2 separate regions of the Homo sapiens genome follow, and region 2 is linked to region 1. Evidence: chromatin contacts called from ENCODE POLR2A ChIA-PET data. All regions are on one chromosome and are shown on one strand. The core of a region is the stretch at or near the end of the contact, and the rest is flanking DNA. Distances in the headings are between cores, read along the strand shown.

The links. ChIA-PET counts read pairs that join two places held with the same protein, here RNA polymerase II (POLR2A).
Region 2: POLR2A ChIA-PET joins it to region 1 with 12 read pairs in A673. The contact joins the enhancer-like site here to the promoter of EIF4EBP2 in region 1. POLR2A ChIA-PET finds 5 or more read pairs at or near these places in 4 of 52 experiments (A673, BJ, H1 and 1 more).

Annotation. Positions count from the first base shown.
Region 1 is chr10:70,400,527-70,406,534 of GRCh38, forward strand. It overlaps EIF4EBP2 (eukaryotic translation initiation factor 4E binding protein 2), which reads left to right and starts at 3,619. Exons shown (of 3, transcript NM_004096.5): 1 at 3,619-4,020. The coding sequence starts at 3,876. RefSeq lists silencers at 3,491-3,680, 3,711-3,920.
Region 2 is chr10:71,264,362-71,270,369 of GRCh38, forward strand. The region is part of intron 1 of UNC5B (unc-5 netrin receptor B); the gene reads left to right. Among named protein-coding and RNA genes, the nearest start is that of UNC5B-AS1, 49 kb to the left of the region's middle. RefSeq lists enhancers at 1,572-2,565, 2,757-3,478, 5,471-5,765, 5,641-6,008. Within about 2 kb of position 2,157, at least 10 of the 41 ENCODE cell types and tissues checked have a DNase peak (open chromatin) inside an H3K27ac peak, as active enhancers do; they include A673, where a contact is called at or near this core.

The DNA of each region.
Region 1 (6,008 bases), core at 2,369-4,868:
AGTTCAGGAGTTTCAACATGGTGAAACCTTGTCTCTACTAAAAATACAAAAAAATTAACCGGGTGTGGTGGTGCGTGCCAGTAATCCCAGCTACTCGGGAGGCTGAGGCAGGAGAATCTCTTGAACCGGCGAGGCAGAGGTTGCAGTGAGCCGAGATCACACCACTGCACTCCAGCCTGGGCGACAGAACGAGACTCTGTCTCAGAATGAATGAATGAATAAATAAATAAATAAAAAACCTCGGCCATGGCTCATACCTGTAATCTCAGCACTTTGGGAGGCCAAGGTGGGCGGATCATGAGGTCAGGAGTTTGAGACCAGCCTGGCCAAGAGAATAGCCTGTCCAATATGGTGAAACCCTGTCTCTACTAAAAATACAAAAATTAGCCAGGCGTGGTGGCAGGCACCTGTAATCCCAGTTACTCGAGAGGCTGAGGCAGGATAATCGCTTTGAACCCAGGAGGCGGAGGTTGTAGTGAGCCAAAGATCACGCCATTGCACTCCAGCCTGGGCAACAGAGCAAGACTCTGACTCAAAACATAGTAATAATAAAAAATAAAACTGGCTAGGCGCAGTGGCTCACGCCTTTAATCCCAGCACTTTGGGAGGCCGAGGTGGGTGGATCATGAGGTCAGGAGATTGAGACCATCCTGGCTAACATGGTGAAATCCCGTCTCTAATGAAAATACAAAAAAATTAGCCAGGCATGGTGGCGGGTGCCTGTAGTCCCAGCTACTCGGGAGGCTGAGGCAGGAGAATAGTGTGAACCCGGGAGGTGGAGCTGGCAGTGAGTCGAGATCGCGCCACTGCACTCTAGCCTGGGCGGCAGAGCGAGACTCCATCTCAAATAATAATAATAATAATAATAATAATAATAAATAAATAAATAAATAAAACCTCAATTAATTTCAGTATGACTTTGTCAAGAGGCAATTATTTGCTAAGCACTTTATATGCTAACCAGATGAGGTAACATGGTTATTGCCACATTACAGATGAGGCTCAGAGAGCATAGGTAACTTGTCTGGGGTCACACAGCTTGTAAACGGCAGAGCTGGGACTCAAACCCAGTCTGTATGTTCCGAAACCTGTGCTCTGTTCACTTCCCCCAGGCTGCCTGGCAAAATAAATAAAAAGCACCTGTCCCCAAAACTTTCAAATTGTACTTTGGTTCCTTTATTTCATTTCATCCCATCTTTAGTCCTATCCTCTGTGTCTTTTTTTCTTTTTTTGAGATGGAGTCTTGCTCTGTTGCCCAGGCTGCAGTGCAGTGGCATGATCTCGGCTCACTGCAACCTCTGTCTCAAGGGTTCAAGCGATTCTCCAGCCTCAGTCTCCCAAGTAGCTGGGACTACAGGCATGCGCGACCGCGTCCGGCTAACTTTTTTTTTTTTTTTGTATTTTTGTAGAGATGGGGTTTCACCATGTTGGCTAGGCTGGTCTCGAACTCCTGACCTCAGGTGATCTGCCTACCTCGGCCTCCCAAAGTGCTGGGATTACAGGCGTGTGCCACTGCGCCCAGCTTAACTTTTTTGTGCCATCTTTACCCTTTGCTCTGGCCAGAAGGGACCCACCTCACTGTCCCCAGAACACCCCCAAAATTTGTAAATAAAGACAGTTCAAAGAGTGATGCACTTTATTTTTTAATTAATTAACTAACTTTTTTAGAGACAGGGTCTTTTTAGGCTGGAGTGCAGTGGCACAATCGTAGCTCACTATAGCCTTGAACTCCTGGGCTAAAGAGATCCTCCTGCCTTAGCCTCCTGAGTAGGTTGGGACTATAGGTGCACACCACCATGTCTGGATAATTTTTTATTTATTTTTATTTTTGTAGAAATGTGAGAGGAGGGTCTCGCTTTTTTATCCAGGCTGGTCTTGAACTCCTGGCTTCATGCCATCCTCTTACCTGAGCTTCCCAAATTGCTGAGATTATAGGTGTGAGTTACTGTGCCCCTACTGGACTGATGCACTTTATCAACCACACACTGTAAGCTCTACACAAATGTAAACTAGTATCTTCCCCTTTCCTTCCACTAGAAGTGTCTCTGTTGGCATGTCCAAAGTCTCAGAGTCTTTCAAGGTTAAACTCAGCCCTCTGCAACTCTGGCAGCTTCCAGATGGCAGGACAGGCAGGGGACTTTTTTTTCTGGATTCTTGGGGCACTCACCACAAAATCAGTACCATGTAATGCCCTGGCCTGCCCTGGGCTGTTGTAAGTTCTTTTGTCTATGTTCTTGCCAAGCACCTGTTTGACCCTCTGAGCAGTGAAGCAATAGCTGTTTTCCCCTCAACCTCTCTTACCCTTATTTCTCTCATTTGCAAAATGGGAATGATGGTAGCTATGTTGGCCTTACCCATGAGTGTCTTCCCAGTCCCACCTTGGGCATGTTGTGGGCAGAAGTAGTGCTGCCCTAGTGCAGCGGTTCTCAAAGTGTGATCTGGAGAGCCCCTCGGGGATCTGAGACAACCTTCTTTTCTAACTACATACCTGTGTGAGGCTGGGTTTTCTTCATATAGTTGAATCAACACATTACAACAGCTTGAACACAGAAACAGATATGAGAATACAGCTGTTTTCTATTAAGCCAGATATTAAAGCGTTTGCAAAAATATAAAATAATGCCACTGTTCTCACTATTTGTTTTAGATAATTAAAAAATATAATGTCAACATGTAATAGGTTATTATTTTATGAATTAATAAACATTTAAAACATTCTCAGTTTTAATTTGTTTTTTGTTGTTGTTGTTGTTGTTGTTTTTTAGAGACAGGGCCTCACTCTGTTGCCCAGGCCGGAATGCAGTGGCTATTCACAGGTACAATCCCACTAGTGATCAGCAGCGGCTCAGTTTTAATTTCTAATACAATAATTATCAATACATATAATCCACACAAACAAAAGCTCTTGGAAATCCTCAATAATTTTCAAGAATGTAGAGGTACTGAGACCCAAAGTTTGAGAACCCCTCGAGGAAAGAATAGAGTTCCAGATCTAGATTTTTCAGGTACCTCATGGTCTAAGCCCTCTCCTGTGCCTCATTTTAACTCTAATACAATAATACTCATTCTTGTTGCCATGAGTGGCTCTTGGTTTCTTCCTTTTCCTAATGTTTAGATCTTGCTTTATGTGTGTATATAGTGATGGTCTTTGGAAGGATACACAATTAACTGGTACAGCGGTTGAGGGGAGTTCGGAAACTGGGAGAAAGTGGCACCATAAACCTTTCTGCTCTGTTTGATTTTTAAAATACAGTACATCGTGCATGTAGTGCCTGAATTAATAATGAACAATTAAAAGTAAAATTACATTTTTAATGCATAGGAATGCATGAGAAACTCAAGTCTGCTCAAGTAAAGTGGTGTTAACCGACAATGACAAACAATAAGAAGAAAGTTTTCCTTGTCCGCCTTCACCAGGCTCACAAACACTTAGCTCGCGCTCCCTCTGGCTCTTCTCCCGCTCGCTGGGGTTAAGCCACTCTCTTCCTCAGCCCTGCCCCTCGTCCCCGCCCCCTTCAACAACTTCAGCCACGCCCCTCACTGCCTCGCCCCGCCCCGCGGCGACGTCACCTCCGGCCGACCAGCTTCCCCAACTCCCTCTGGCTCCCGCCTTCGCCCGCTTCCGGTCGTCGTCGTCGCCGCTGCTGCCGCTGCTGTTGCTCCTGAGGCTGCTGGCTGAGGCCGGAGGATCGAGCGGCGGCGGCGGCGGCGGCTGAGAGGGCGGCGGCGGGAGCGGAGCGGGACGAGGGAACGGGAGGAAGCGAGCGAGGAGCGCGCAGAGCGCGCTTTTCCGTCCGCCTGAGGAGCCGAAGCAGCCCCGGCCCCGCCGCCGCCGCCTGCCCGCCGGACAAAGCCGAGAGCCCGCGCCCACAGCCATGTCCTCGTCAGCCGGCAGCGGCCACCAGCCCAGCCAGAGCCGCGCCATCCCCACCCGCACCGTGGCCATCAGCGACGCCGCGCAGCTACCTCATGACTATTGCACCACGCCCGGGGGGACGCTCTTCTCCACCACACCGGGAGGTGAGCGCCGGCCAGCCGTCCGCCGCGCCCGGTGTCCCGCCGCGGTCCTCTAACTCCTCGGCGCCTCGGTGCCCGGCCGCTTCGCCCCCGCCCCCAGCTCCACCGAAGCCCCGGGGACGCTGCCCTTGGGCCCGCCCGAGCGTTCGGGACCCTTTACTTCGTGTTCGCTCTTGCCCGCAGCTCGAGTCGGCGCGCGCCCCACTCGGGAATGTGGCTGTCCTGTCGCGAAAAAGAGCTCTTGTTTCCGCTTCGTGGCAGGCTTACGCATTCGACCCAGTTCTCTCTCTCCTCTCTGCCTCCTTCCCGGGCGGATTTGGCTCCACTTGGCCTTGCATTACAGTCTGCATTGCCTGTCGTAGATTGTGCAAATTAATGCTTGATTTTGGAGCTGGCTCCGGGGCTTTTTAAAAAAGAACTTTGGGAGAGGAATTCGGCCCTGGCATCCTGCGATGGCTTGTTTTTGCTGCTTTTAGAACACCGGGAGGAGGCTGGAATGCGGAGTCTGGAAGCCTCGCCCAGCGTTATCCCGCTTTGACAGCATTGTTTACTTTGCTGGACGAGGCCCCACGGGTGAGGGGAGTCCCCAGGCCGGGAGGAGAGCGTGATAAAATAAAGCTCAAGTAATAGCCAAGGGAAAGTAGGTGGGGGTGGTAGGGTGCTGACAGCCTTAAGGTAGGGTGTCTTTCGGCAGCGACGCCTTTGGAAATGGATTGAAGGACCTTTGTCAAGGACACCCCAGTTGGGTGGGGTGGTTGCTTGATCCTGTGGAAGGGGCTAGAGAGAGGCAATCCAGAGAGAGGGTGGTTCCCTGGCATTGCTTTTCAAAGCATGACCAGGAACTGTTTACAAATAAGTAATACTGGGGTAGAGGTGAAGCTTGGTCACGGGAAGAGAGCTCAAAGGTTGTCTGTGCCCTAACTGGGCTGTCCTCCAGAGGGAGGAGCCTGGAAAGCGATTTTGAGGAGCCTTATTGAAGGGAACGGGGCCTCCTTTTTAACTTCAGAACTTTGTCTTCTTTTGGTGCTGGGGTGGCCTCTTGCTAGAGGGTGGGGACTTCGCAGCTCCTGCGGTCTAGAGGATTGCTAGCCTTGTTCCTGTGGGCAGGGCTCAGGAGCTGTACTACAACCAATCCGATGCAGTTAGGCCTGGACCATCCTTAAATCAGTTGCACAATAGCAAGGCCTGTGGAGTAAGGAGACCTTCTTGCCAACACCAAGGGATAAAATCTAGGAGGGAGCTTTACAGAGAAATTCAGCCAGGCCGCTCTGGGGGCTGGGCGGGCTGCCTTGAAAGGCTTTTTAAATGACCCAGGCAGAAGTTCAGTAATATATATGGAGAGCTGGGTTTAAGGAAATGTTAACTTTGCAGAATAGTGGAGTTCTTAGGTGGCTTAACTCATGGAAGAAATCTCCCCCCGATATGATCAGTTCAAGACCAACTCGTGTTTGAGCATGGTACAGGGTCTCACTCTGTCGCCCAGGCTGGAGTACAGTGGCACGACCTCGGCTCACTGCACTCTCTACTTCCTGGGCTCAAGCGATCCTCCCACCTCAGCCTCCTGAGTAGCTGGACCACAGGCACGTGCCACCACGCCTGGCTAATTTTTTTGTATTTTGGTAGAGTCTGGGTTTCTCCATGTTGCCCAGGCTCGTCCTGGGCTCAAGTTATTCGCCCCGTCAGCCTCCCAAAGTGCTGGGATTACAGGCGTGAGCCACTGCACCCGGCCAAGATCTTGCTTTTTAATCCTGAAAAATTTTGGCAGACCAGAATCTGCTCCATATAAGAGTTGTCTTGAACTTGAACTGATAGCTTTTAAGAAATAGATGCTGTTTTCCGAGGTGATGGAAAGGGATTTATAACTTCTTCCAGAATTCTTTGTGGTATTGCTCAGTAAATGCCTGTGCTTCCAGAAGTTCAGAACACGTCATAGTGACAACTGCACTCAGCTATAATGTATTTGGAAAGGGAACTAAACTTTCAGCTATATA
Region 2 (6,008 bases), core at 907-3,406, 860 kb after region 1:
ATGTCTAATCCATGCTAGAAATACTATTACCCCATTCTGCAGAGAAGGAAATGGAGGCCCAGAGAGGCGAATTTGCAGGAACACAGGTGATGGCCATCATTTATTGTTATTGCCACACAGCAGGTCCTGATTCCGGCTCAGATAGCGAAAGCCTGGCACCATGCTGCTGTGTAATTCCTTCAGCTCCTTTTGAAAAGTCTCCAGCTGAATCATAGAAGTGTTAAGGAAAAGGAAGCTGACATATGTTAAGCACCATTATGTGCACTAAGCGTTTGATATTTCTGTCGGGAGGCAAGAGAGCATAGAGCCGTGTGTGGACTGGCGGCAGCACCTAGACATTTCTTAGAAATGTACATTCTCAAGGCCCACCCCACACCGACTGAATCAGAACTTGGGGGCAGGAGCCTGGGTTTTAGCGAGCACTCCAGGTGGTCCTGGTGCAGGCCATGGTTTGAGTACCACTGGCACCAAGGTTAAAGAGGATGGACTTGGCCGGGCGCCATGGCTCGTACCTGTAATCCCAGCACTTTGGGAAGCCGAAATAGGAGGATTGCTGGAGCCCAGGAGTTTGGGACCAGCCTGGGCAACATAGTGAGACCCCTGTCTCTATAAAAAAAAAAAAAAAAAAAAGAGTATGGGCTTAAAGTCAAAGAGACCCAGATTCAAATGCTGACAACCCTGCTCTGTGACATTAGACAAGTAACTTAATCTCCCTGTGCCTGCAAACTGGGGCTAATGATAAGAATACCTACCAGAAAGAGTTGCGGGGAGGGTTCAGTTAGATAATTATTCCAAGTACTTGGCGCAGAACCTGAGAGCTAGTTAGCACTGTAAATGGTAGCTGTTAACTCATTACCTGAATTACCTGCTAGCACTGAAGAGGTACTAAAGGGAAAGGTGGTTCTTTGTGGCCAGGGAAGCCGTTTAATCCCAGCTGGGGTGAAGCTTCCCCTCTAGGGCAACCTGGCGGGACTGGGGGCCCGGGTAACAGAGGTAACCCTTGCAGGCTGAGGGCATCAGGGGTGTCTGGGATGGACATTTCCTCCCCACCTGGCCTGCCCTGTCTAGCAGGGGCTCCCTGTCTTCCCTGAGCTTATGATGCCAACCAAAGAGACGCGTGAACTAAGAACTTTTCTCCGCCGCTTTCTCAGGGAAACCAGCTCTGAGAATGACGGTCTGGTGATGTGGCGATCCCCAGACCCTGGGCTCATGGGGGCTTCAGCTGCATGCTGTGGCCTGGCAGCTTCCAGGAACATGTCTTTGCTCTCTTCCCCTCCACCCGTGTGTTTTCAATGGTGATTGGAGGCCTCAGGGGAGCCGTGCGCTCCTCTTCCTCCCTAAGGAGAGGCTCTGGGCCAGCCGGGCAGCGAGCACAGTGGACGGGCTCCACCTTCCCTGTGCTTCCACTGCTTGGTAAGGGCCTGCCCAGCCTCTGGGAACCCCAGGCTCTTGGTGAGGCACCACCCCACCCCCACTGCTGGCTGTCCCCAGGTCCCCCATGCTGGCCACATGCCTTAGTGTGATGCCACACTTTCTTTCACACCTCTGGCCTCTAGCTATCTCTGTGAGGTGGGAACGGTGAAGGTGCACCTATTCTACAGAGAAACAAACCGAGGTCCCAGGAGCTAAGACTAGGGCCCAGAGTCACCCACTGAACTGGTGGCCCAAAAGTGTTCTGGTATTTCCTGTCACTAGGCCGTGCTTCTATCCTTTCTTTTTTCACCCCTACCTCATACTTCCTTATCCCTCCTCAAGAAATCCCTAGAAGGGAACTGACAAACTTAGTGCCTGACATGTACCAGGCTCATTTCATGAGATCCTGCAGCTGTGAGGGGAACCAGGCTCAGAGGCAGGGGGTGGTTCCCCCAGCAAATGGGGGCAGGATGGGATTGAAGCAGGTCCCACGCACTCCAGAGCGCCTTCTCCTTGGCTAACCTCCTGCAGGTTTTGGGCTTTTTGCTCCCCTTCACCCTCCCCGCTTCCTGGTGCCCCTCCTGGAGGAGCCCTCTCACGGTGTCCTCAGCTGGATGCCTGCCCTCTGGCCCTTGCACCCTTCCTCTGCTGCTCACTCAGAGGACATGGGGAGCGGGCCGAGCCCTGAGCCAAGGCGGCCCAGCGATTACATCAGCAGGTGCAAACAAGCAGGCGGGAGCAGGGACGGGCGTCCCTCGGGGCTGGAGACGGCACTCCATCCGCCCCACACGAGTCTGTTTCATTCCCTCCTTCTAGCTTGCATCAGCCTTTTGCAGCTCTGTGTCATCACAGAGTGGGCCAAGGCAGCAGCTGGGAGGCTGGGGCAGGGGTGGAGGTGAGGTGTGGGGCTCGCCGGGACCCTGGCAGCCTGGAAGGTCCACTCACTGTTTTTTCCTGAGAATGGAGTACAATATTCCCCCCTTACTCGAGGTCTCCCTGTCCACAGTTTCAGTTACCCATGGCCAACTGTGACACCAAAATATTAAACAGAACATTCCAGAAATCAGCAGTTCACACATTTTAAATTGTGTGTGATTCTGAGTAGCATGATGGAATCTCCCACTGTCTCACTCCATCCTGCCCAGGATGTGAACCATCCCTTTGTCCAGGGTGTCCACACTGTATACACCATCCGTCACTTAGTCACTCAGTGGCTGTCTCCATTATCAGATCGAAAAAAAAATCATCTGTCTAGAGCTTGGTACTATTCAAGTTTTCAGGCATCCACGGGGGGTCTTGGAACGTATCCCCCACAGATACGGGGACTCCTGTAATAGAAATTAGCTAGTGCATAGGGCTGCCCAGCTGGCAAAATATTTTTGTACTTCTGACTTTGGTGTTTCCAACAGCCCTGTCAGTCAAAGCAAGTAAAAGTGGTCCCATTTCTCAGAAAGGAAAATTGAGGCCCAGAGGGAAGTGGCTGCCCAGGGGTTGTCTTGTGAGTCACTGACAGCACCAACGCATTTCACCTCAAGAAGCGCATGGGATTATAAGAGCCTGGAGATTGAAAAATCCCTATAGTCATCAAGTTGGAAGTAGTTAAAGCCTGCTTCCTAGAGAAAGTGAGCTGATTCCTTGGCCGAGGAGGAGACAGCTACTGAAAGAGCTATGGAGTGATTTCTGCACTGATGGTGGGTGGGCAGGCAAAGGGACCATTACATGGCTATGGGGGTAGGCTGGAGGCAGACTGGGCACTGGTCTAAGAAGTCTCGATGTCTGGATTCTTAACCTTGAAAATTTGCTGTGAGCTTCCCACTTGTGGAACTGAAGCTTGGTTATTGCTCTCTGAGCCTCACCACAGGCATGGTCAAGAGGAGGCCCCCAGGAAGTGTTTGATGAATGAGTGAATGAATGAATGAATGAATGGGAGTGAGTGCTTGCTCACCATCTGCCTCCCTTGAAGTGCATCTGTGCAGCCACACAGGCCTTCCCTTTGGCCAGTGCCACCTGTCTCCCCATATCTCACCAGCTGACAACTCAGCTGCTCACCCAAACCCAGGGCCGGGGTCTTTCCCAGCACTGGGACCAGAGAGGCAAACACAGGAACCATGGCCTGCATGCCAGGATGCCCACATTCCAGTCCTGGCTTGGCCTCCTAACTGCTGTGTGATCTGAGGCAAGTTACTACTCCTCTGAGGTCCCCAGGATGTTCCTGGGACTCTGAGTCTACAAGGCCTGGCCTCCCCGGGGCCCATGGAACCTGAGCCCCAGTCCTGCCTTGGGAATGGAGGCCAGAGATGGCTGCCTTCCTCCCTCACCCCTGGGGACTGAGCAGGAATCCAAGTGGCTTCCACATTCAGGAAAATCCAAGGGGAAACCCCTACCCAGTTCCAAGGACCCCTTCTATTCACCCCTTACTGCCAGGCGCTCTCAGGGGCTCTTTCTCCCTCTCCTCGTGGCACCATCTCTACCTCTGTTTATCTCGCCCATTTGCCCTCTCCTTCTCATGCCCATTTCACAGATTGGCAAAGGCCAGAGTCTGGCCACTCCTTTTTCTCTGTCCTTTCTGTGACTTCTTTTATGCCAGTGTGATGCCAAGATAGGAGTGACGCTGCAGCCACAGACTGTTTGTTTGCCCTTGCACAAGTCATTGCCCCTGTCTGGCCTCAGGGTCCCCAGCTGGAGATGAAGGGTCCCCAGCTGGAGGTGAAGGGTCCCCGACTGGAGGTGAAGGGCTTGGATGCAGTTTTGAAGGCCCCATAGCCCAGGATCTGAGCTGCCTCCTGGTGGTGGTGCTGACAGCAGGCAACAGGCAAGGACTGCAGCAGTTTTTCCACTTGGAAATGTGTTTGGCAGTTGCCTCCCCTTTGCGAGGAAGGGTTGTTCGGTTCTAGAGCGTGGCGCTGAGGGAGACGGGGGAAATTTGTGTGCCCTTGGTGCTCTAAGAACAGCCTTAACCCTGGGCTTTCAGGGCGGCATGGGGATGTAAGCACTGTCCTGTCTGGCCTCGTCCGGGCAGCCCCTAGACCCAAGACTGTACCAAGGCATTTTGGACTTTTCTGGGAGAAAGTGACAGGACACTGGGCATCTTCCTGCCCAGAACCCAAACACACAGCCAACTTGACAGCATTGCCAGCCTCACTCCCCGTGCCAGCTCTGCGTCCTTCAGCTCCTCCAGCAACCTGAAACGCGTGGCAGGAGCAGGCAGCCCAGCTGGCCCTCACCCGTCTGACACGTGTGACCGTGCGGGGGCTGGTGGGGGGAGACAGAGAGAGATGCCCAGCGTGTTCTGCTTATGATTCAAAAGTCCTCAGTCAATAGCCTTTAAGGGAAAGCATGGGATATGCAACTTACATGGTGAGACCAGATTTAGGTAACTAAATATTCATGCATCTAAAAAAGTCAGAGAGGATCAACATCCAGTGTAACTCAGCTGGGGTGGGAATGGGGCGGCTTTTATTTTCATCTTTTTTTTTTCTAGATTGTTTACAGTGAGGCTACTACCTTTGTAATCAGAATAAACCCAAACATCTGTTTTCAATTAAAAAAAAAGTTTAGAAAAATGAAGTCCCCCCCCCACAACTTCTCCTTTCCTGGGAGTCTGGTGCACAGTTTCTCTTTCTGGCTCTGCTGCTCAGGTGCTGTGTGATCTGGAGCCAGACCACACCCTCTCTGGTCTCCATCCTTGAGGGCAGTGATTAGATGGTCTGTGAAGTTCCATCAGTTAGTGGAGTCCTGCAGCATGGAATTTCCCAAGGGATGGGCTCCTGTAGCCCAGGTCAGCCCTCCTACCCGCTCCTGCTGCCCAAACCCCCTCTGACTGCTCCCTCCCCCTCCACCTGCCACCCCAGTGCTTGTCCTGTGTCCCCAGTGGGCCCATCTACACCGCAAACAAGATTCCCAGGCCCTCAAGGAACTTGCCTTCCAGAAAGGCAAGTTCCTTTCTGTCCAGAAACAGACAGCAAGCTTACAAACACATACACAAAGCAGGTCATTCCAGAGGGAGGTGAGCCTGCCAAGAGAAAAAAAAAGGCATTGGGGAGATAGCACAGGGAGGAAAGAGAATGGTGCATTTTCACTGGGTGGTCAGGGAAGGCCTCACTGGAGAGGTGGCATTTGAGTTGGGATCTCAATGACAAAGAGTCAGCCAAGAGAATATGTGTGTGTGGGAGGGGTTGGGGGAGGCGCTCCAAAACAAGAGACCAGCAGAGGCGCTGAGGCTAGAACAAGCAAGGCATGTCCCAGGAAAACACGCCTGGTGGGGCTTGGAGCACAGTGAAAGATAGGTGAGTTGGCCGGGTGCAGTGGCTCACGCCTGTAATCCCAGCACTTTGGGAAGCCAAGGCAGGTGGATCACCTGAGGTCAGGAGTTCGAGACCAGCCTGGGCAACATGGTGAAACCCCGTGTCTACTAAAGACACAAAAATTAGCTGGGCGTGGTGGTATGTGCCTGTAATCTCAGATACTTGGGAGGCTGATGCAGGAGAACCCAGGAGGCGGAGGTTGCAGTGAGCTGAGATCATGCCGCTGCACTCCAGCCTGGGTGACAGAATGAGACTCTGCGGAAGGGAGGGAGGGAGGGAGGGAGGGAGGGA